Linked DNA regions of Homo sapiens: region 2 is linked to region 1. The links are chromatin contacts, found by Hi-C or POLR2A ChIA-PET in ENCODE. All regions are on one chromosome and are shown on one strand. The core of a region is the stretch at or near the end of the contact, and the rest is flanking DNA. Distances in the headings are between cores, read along the strand shown.

Region 1 (3,572 bases), core at 215-2,714:
AAATTACCTGCCACCAGGTCCCTCCCATGACACATGGGGATTATAGGAGCTACAATTCAAGATGAGATTTGGGTGGTGACACAGCCAAACCATATCATATGTCTTCTTTAGAAAAACATCTATTCAGATCCTTGGCCTTTTTTTAAGGGTCTCACTGTGTTGCCCAGGCTGGACTTGAACTCCTGGTATCAAGCTATCCTCTTGCCTCAGCTTCCTGAGGCACTGGGACAACAGGCACATGCCACTGTATCTGGCTTCCTTTGCCCATTTAAAAATAGGATTTTTTTCTTTTTGCTATTGAGTTGTATGAGTTCCTTATATATTTTGGGTATGAAGCCCTTATCAGATATATGGCTTGCAAATCTTTTCTCCCATTCTGTGGGTTGCCTTTTCATTTTGTTGATTGTTTCCTTTGCCATGCAGAAGCCTTTTCATATGATATTGTTGCACTAGTTTATTTTTGCTTTTGTTACCTGTGCTTTTGGTGCCATATCCAAAAGAAATCACTGCCAAGACCAATGTTAAACAACTTTTCTCCTGTTTTCCTTTAGCACTTTTATGTTTTGAGGTCTTACATTTAAGCCTTTAATCCATTTCAAGTTAATTTTTTGTCAGTGGCATAAGATGGGGTCCAATTTTATTCTTCTGCACGTGGATATCCAGTCTTCTCAACACCATTTATTGGAGAGACTAATCTTTTCACCTTGTGTATTCTTACCACTCTTGTCAGATACTAGTTGACCATGTATGTGTGCATGTTTCTGTGCTTTCTATTATATTCCCTTGGTCCACGTGCCTGTCTTAATGCCAGTACCATACTGTTTAGATTACTATAGCTTTGTAATATAGCTTGAAATCTGGAATTACATCTTCTCAATTAATCCTCACACCAACAGTAAAAGGGAGATATTATTATCCCCATCTTCAGATTGTGAAACTAAGATTCAAAGAGATGTAGCATAATGCAGATGTTAATCAGTGAATGTGGGAAATAAAAACAGATCTATTGACTCCAAAGACTGTGCTTGCCCTTTCACTACATTGCTTTCCTTTATAAGATGTCATTGGTCAGTCACCATATTGGACCCTGGCTGATAATGATGTCCTTTCAAGTAGCCAAATTGCCTCATGTTGAAAGGAATAGATAGGTAGGAAATAATAGGCCATAGCAGTTGGTTTATTTATTTTCTCTCTCTCCCTCCTTACCACACCTTCCCCCAATGTGAATATATTAATAATTTAGGAAGTCAATACTTAGTAGCCAATCAATTTTGACTGAAGCAGAACTCATATGATGAATAGAATCATCAAGCTGTGGTGAAAGTCAGTAGGAGCCAGGGTTTCTACCCTGGGGGGAAAAAATGTGTTTTCTGGCTGTGAAAACCTCTTGAGAGGCCATTAGGAGAAAGAGGATTAGAAGCAGCTTTAGAAATGTGGTTGCACTTCCACTTTTCTAGGCTGCTAATAAGAACTGGAGCCAGTTTAAGAGAAACAAGGTCAGTCAAGCCCAACTGGGGTGTGTAGACCCTGGAGTCTCAGTATTCTCATCTGGAGAGTGAAAGATTGTTGCAGGGTGGCCAATTGTTTCAGTCTGCCCAGGACTGAGACTTGTCCCAGGATGAGGGAGGAAGGACTTTCAGTGCTAAAACCAGATCGGTCCTAGGCAAACTGCATGGTTGTTCATGCCAGATTGCTACGAGTTGTTAAATGAGAGATAAATAGATATTAGATACCTCACATGGTGCATGGTGCATGGTAGGCACTTAACATATAGTTGGTTCACTTTATACACATTAACCCAATTTAAGAGCACCACGCCCAAATCTTTTTCCTCTAAAGTGGGCATTTGTTTGATTTGGCTGCCCTCGTTGGTACTGAGAAGCTTATGAGATCCTTCTGATGGAAGGAGTGTGAAAAATATTCAAGCCTTCATCTATTTGCCAGGTATTGAGCAGCGCTGGGATCACCAAAAGATCAAAATTACCCTAAGATGAGAAGTAAAGGAGAGAAAGGCTTTCTATTAAGACACTGGAACCTCACAAGGTTCCAAAGCCTTAGGACCAAAGACATGTTTCATGTTGTCTTTCTTTTCTGATAAGAAAGGAGCCAAGGGTTAGGATAGAAAATAAGTTTATCTCTAAAACATCTCCTGCACTAAGGAGTCCCTGAGGCAGGCCACGTTTCAAACATGGGAGCAAAGACAACTGGCTTTCTTTTTTTTTTTTTTTTTTTTGAGACAGAGTCTTGCTCCGTCACCCAAGCTGGAGGGCAGTGGCACGATCTCGGCTCACTACAACCTCCGCTCCAGGTTCAAGCAATTCTCCTGCCTCAGCCTCCTGAGTAGCTGGGATTACAGGCATGTGCCACCACACCTAGCTAATTTTTTTTTTTTTTTTTTTTTTTGTATTTTTAGTAGAGACGGGTTTCACCATGTTGGCCAGGCTGGTTTCAAACTCCTGACCTCAAGTGACTCAAGTGATCCACCTGCCTCGGCCTCCCAAAGTGCTAGGATTACAGACGTGAGCCACAGTGCCTGGCCGACAATTGGCTTTCTTTTAGGGTTTGAAACTTTAAAATTGGGGTGGCTTCCTCACCTTTGTCTACTTAATTTGGATCTTGAAGGAAGTGGTGAAGAGGGGAGAAGTGAGAAAAGAGAAAAGGAGGAAGAAAAAGGAGAAAGGATAAAGATCATTCTAGACCTTTTATGCTCCCCCCAACCCTGGGGCTGGGGAAGGAAGACAAATTAAAATTACCTCAAGGAAGTCTGTTTCTACACCACTCTCTTCTTGCCCTTTAACACCTTAAAACCAAGATCGCCCCGAATTTTCAACATATACTGCATTCCCTCCCTAGCCAAGAGGGCTGTTCTCCTAAAAAACAAAAACAAAACTCAAGCAAAAAACCCTACCAGGAGAGAATCTTGAGTTAGTGACCTTAAGACCTTAAGGGGAAATGGGTTGAGAGCCTGAATTTGCAAGTGAACCAATGAAAATCCTAATATAAAGTTTTTATAACCTTATTCGATGTGGTTAACTAAAATAGACTCCAGCCTCCTCGCCACATTCTAGAATAGGCCCACACCTTTGCTTAAATGTCTGTGAATTTCCAAAGGCTTCTAGTCTCAGCGTTGCCCTGGCTCCAAGTCCCTGCTTGGTGGACTCAGTCTCACAGTGCTTCACCTTTGGCATCTGTTCTCTGCTTTCACCTCCAGGAAAGCCCAGGTATGGAGTTCTGCCCTGCTGTGGTTTCCTCAAAATTGGTCGTTTAAGGCACATAGGTGAGCAGCAGGCTTTGTTGAAGGTTCAGAACCATGGAGGGGGTTTACTTTGTAGAGATACTCAATTTTTTCTTTTTCTTTTTTGTTTTGTTTTGTGTTTTTTGTTTTTGAGAAGGAGTCTCCCTCTATTGCCCAGGCTGGAGTGCAGTGGTATGATCTCTGCTCACTGCAACCTCTGCCTCCCAGATTCAAGCAATTCTCTTGCCTCTGCCTCCCGAGTAGCTGGGACTACAGGCACCCGCCACCACACCTGGCTAATTTTTGTATTTTTATCAGAGGCGGGGTTTCACCATGT
Region 2 (3,611 bases), core at 880-3,379, 140 kb before region 1:
GTTTGTTTGTTTGAGACAGAGTCTCGCTCTGTCGCCCAGGCTGGAGTGCAGTGGCACGATCTCGGCTCAGTGCAAGCTCCGCCTCCCAGGTTCAGGGCATTCTCCTGCCTCAGCCTCCTGAGTAGCTGGGACTACAGGCGCCCGCCACCATGCCCGGCTAATTTTTTTGTATATTTAGTAGAGACGGGTTTTCACCGTGTTAGCCAGGATGGTTTCGATCTCCTGACCTCGTGATCTGCCCCCCTTGGTCTCCCAAAGTGCTGGGATTACAGGCGTGAGCCACCGCGCCTAGCGGGAACCCTGTTTTTATGGAAGCAGGGAGTGGTAAGTCCAGCCGGGCAAGTCCAGCCATCCAGCAAAGCAGCTGATTATATCTATATCTATCTATATCTATATCTATATCTATATCTATATCTATATCTATATCTATATCTATATCTATATCTATCTATATCTATATCTATCTATAGATAGATAATATTGGCCAGGCGTGGGCCACGCCTGAAATCCCAGCACTTTGGGAGACCAAGGCGGGTGTATCGCCTGAGGTCAAGAGTTTGAGACCAGCCTTACCAACATGGTGTAACCCCATCTCTACTAAAAATACAAAAATTAGCCAGATATGGTGGCAGACGCCTGTAATCCCAGCTACTCCGGAGGCTGAGGCAGGAGAATCGATTGAACCCAGGAGGCAGAGGTTGCAGTGAGTCGAGATCATGCCATTGCACTCCAGCCTGGGTGACAGAGTGAGACTCTGTCTTAAAAAAAAAAAATTAAAATAAATAAATAAATAAATAAATAAAAATAAAAAATTATACATATTTGTAATGCTTTTTAAGAGATGGGGTCCCACTATGTTGCCCAGGCTGGACTTGAACTTTCGGGCTCAAGCAATCCTCCCACCTTAGCCTCCCGAGTAGCTGGGACTACAGGTGTGCACCACCATGCCAGGCCAATTTGTGTGTGTGTGTGCGTGTGTGTGTGTGTTTTGTTGAGACAGGGTTTCATGTTGCCCAGGCTGGTCTCCAACTCCTGAGCTCAAGAGCGATCAGTCCCCCTTGGCCTCCCAAAGTGCTAGGATTACAGGCTTGAGCCACTGCACCCAGCCATCTTTTTTTTAGACGTAGTTTCGCTCTTGTTTCCAAGGGTGGAGTGCAATGGTGGGGTCTCAGCTCACCACAACCTCTGCTTCCCGGGTTTAAGCGATTCTCCTGCCTCAGCCTCTCAAGTAGTTGGGATTACCGGCATGTGCCACCATGGCCGGCTAAATTTTGTATTTTTAGTAGAGATGGGGTTTCTCCATGTTGGTCAGGCTGGTCTCGAACTCCCAACCTCAGGTGATCCACCCTCCTAGGCCTCCCAAAGTGCTGCGATTACAGGCGTGAGCCACCGCGCGCAGCTGCTCTTTATGACTGCAAATATGGGGCACTTGCCTTGTGCCAGGCACTATGCTGGGCATTTTACCCTCATTCTTATAGGTAATCCTCATAGCAACTTGAGGAGTGGAGATAATTACAGTATTCCCACTGAACAAATGAGAAAACTGAAGCTCAGAAAGGCCAGTGACTGGACCAAGTTAATGATTGCACGGTTAGTTAGTGACAGAGCTGGGGTTTCACGACGTGTTTAAGCACCGCCCCATCAGTTGTGGCCACTAGGCTTAGGCGGATAGCCTCGCAGAGGAGCCTAGGTGGGGAGGGGGACGAAGAAGGAACATTTGGGACTGTGGGATGTTGAAATGGTCTCTTCGGAGGCTGCCGGGATTGAAACTGGGCAAGGTCCCAGGGCCCGAGTAGAGCCAGAGCGTGCTACGCGGCGATCCCTGAGCCACGGGGTTTTCAGCGCCCGGGAAGCCAGGCTTGCCAGGTTGGGGCGGCTGGCGGGGCAGGGCTTCTCGGTCCGTCCCAAGTCCAGGTAGGCGCTCGCGACCCGCGCGGGCAGGGAGAACGCGCTCCCACAGTGCTCGCGAGGTGCAGTGCGCCCCTGGGGGCTCCGGGGCCGTCGGGCCAGGTCGGCTTGGCGCCCAGGGACTGGCCGGACGGGCTGGGCCTTTGGCGGGGGTGGAAGAGGAGGTTGCCGCGCCCTGCCCGGCCCAGGTGTCGTCTCCGGGGGCGGGGTTTGGAGCCCCGCAGCGGGAGATTCCCGGCCGGACTGGCGGACGAGCGTCGAGAGACAGAAGCCGAGGAGAGGAGGCTAAGCCGGGCGGCGCGGGGAGCGCACTGAGCAGGCAAAGTCGCAGGGCCGCCAGCATGTTCTCCCGAAACCACCGGAGCCGGGTCACCGTGGCCAGGGGCTCCGCCCTGGAGATGGAGTTCAAACGCGGCCGCTTCCGACTCAGCCTCTTCAGCGACCTGCCCGAGGTGAGAGACTCGCGTCCCTGCCTTCCCCTTCCGCGGCTCCCGGGGGCAGCCCCAGCCACCTCGGCCTCCTTCCCTCGCCCGCGTGCACGCCGAGGGGCGGAGACGCACGGTCTGGGTACAAACCCGACGGAGTTGTTGACTTAAAAAGTAAGGTGTGGACGGTCTGCATTTTCATCGGATCCATGCTGCCCATTCCGCGGCCTGGTTAGGATTATCTGCCTGAGCCTGGAAAAAGCCCGGGTTGGTCTCAATTTGTAGGGCCCCAGCTCGACTCCTAAAATGTGCCTGAACCCCAAAATGTCTTGGGCATCCCCGGGCCAAGGGCGGTGGGCAGCTAGGCGGGCCCCAAGCGCTCGGACTCTTGGCCTGGGCTCCCGCTTGTTCCCCAGTCGCCAGCCCCATCCCACAACCTGTCGCAGCCATCTGGGCCAGCCTCTGTCATCAACCCCGACTTTAGGCCGGGGCCGCTCGCTTCCCCGAAGCCCAATTCAAAGGCTCCTCTATGCCCCTGCAGGGCTTTTAACTCCTTGGGGTTACTTCCCACACGCAAAATTTCCGCCTCCTTTTCTGGGGCCTAAGAGGAGTCCAGCCCCTAGGCTGAGCGTTTCCCCCGTCCGCCGTCCACGCGTTAACCTGTTGGATCCCCACCTGTAACGCCCTAAGGGCTAGGGCGGGGCTGAAGGTGTGTGGTTGAGCGGGGACTGAGAGGGCGAATAGCTACCCCGAAGACTCTTCTGTCCCCAAGGTCAGACTCACACTCGCCCAAGGAGAGCCCAGTTCCAAGCCTTCCCTTCCGGGTCTGGAAAGGGTTAAGTGAGGTGGGCCTTCCTTCCGCCCCCTCTACCTCCCGGCTGGGATTCCAGGCCTGGCTTCTGCCCTTTCCCTCCAGCCTGCCCAGAACAAAGAGGCTCTTTCACACCCTTGTCCCGGCGTCCCGGGCCTTCTCTGACTCAGAAGCTAGTGGACCTGGGGAGAGGGGGCCTTTGTCGCGTCCCCTTGCCCCCAAGCGACTGGGCCCGAGGAACCCGCGTGGGGCCAGCGTGGGGGAGTAAGGGGCGAGGCCCGGGACCAGGGGGAGGGGCCTGTGAGCTGGGGCCGCCCCTGGGATTAGCCCGGCCTTCGGGGACAGCTCGGAGGAGCTGGGGCGGAGCCGCAGGGCCTGGCGGCCGCCGAGTGAAGTGTGACTCCGTGGGCCTGGCGTGGAGGCGGGGGCGCTAGGCTGCAGCTGGCTCGGAATCGGGGCTGGTTTCC

The links. Hi-C counts contacts between places; a loop is a spot of excess contacts on that map. ChIA-PET counts read pairs that join two places held with the same protein, here RNA polymerase II (POLR2A). Pooled maps may share reads with other maps.
Region 2: a loop to region 1 is called in a pooled map, with 2.2 times the contacts of the local background. The contact joins the promoter of RTKN here to the enhancer-like site in region 1. A Hi-C loop is called at or near these places in 1 of 50 pooled maps. POLR2A ChIA-PET finds 5 or more read pairs at or near these places in 5 of 52 experiments (H1, OCI-LY7, WTC11 and 2 more).

The regions. Positions count from the first base shown.
Region 1 is chr2:74,295,448-74,299,019 of GRCh38, reverse strand. All of the region lies in intron 7 of SLC4A5 (solute carrier family 4 member 5), which reads left to right. Among named protein-coding and RNA genes, the nearest start is that of SLC4A5, 46 kb to the left of the region's middle. Within about 2 kb of position 1,464, at least 2 of the 41 ENCODE cell types and tissues checked have a DNase peak (open chromatin) inside an H3K27ac peak, as active enhancers do; they include OCI-LY7, where a contact is called at or near this core.
Region 2 is chr2:74,440,455-74,444,065 of GRCh38, reverse strand. RTKN (rhotekin) reads left to right here and starts at 2,129. Exons shown (of 12, transcript NM_001015055.2): 1 at 2,129-2,360. The coding sequence starts at 2,250. RefSeq lists silencers at 2,039-2,118, 2,429-2,488, 3,204-3,513.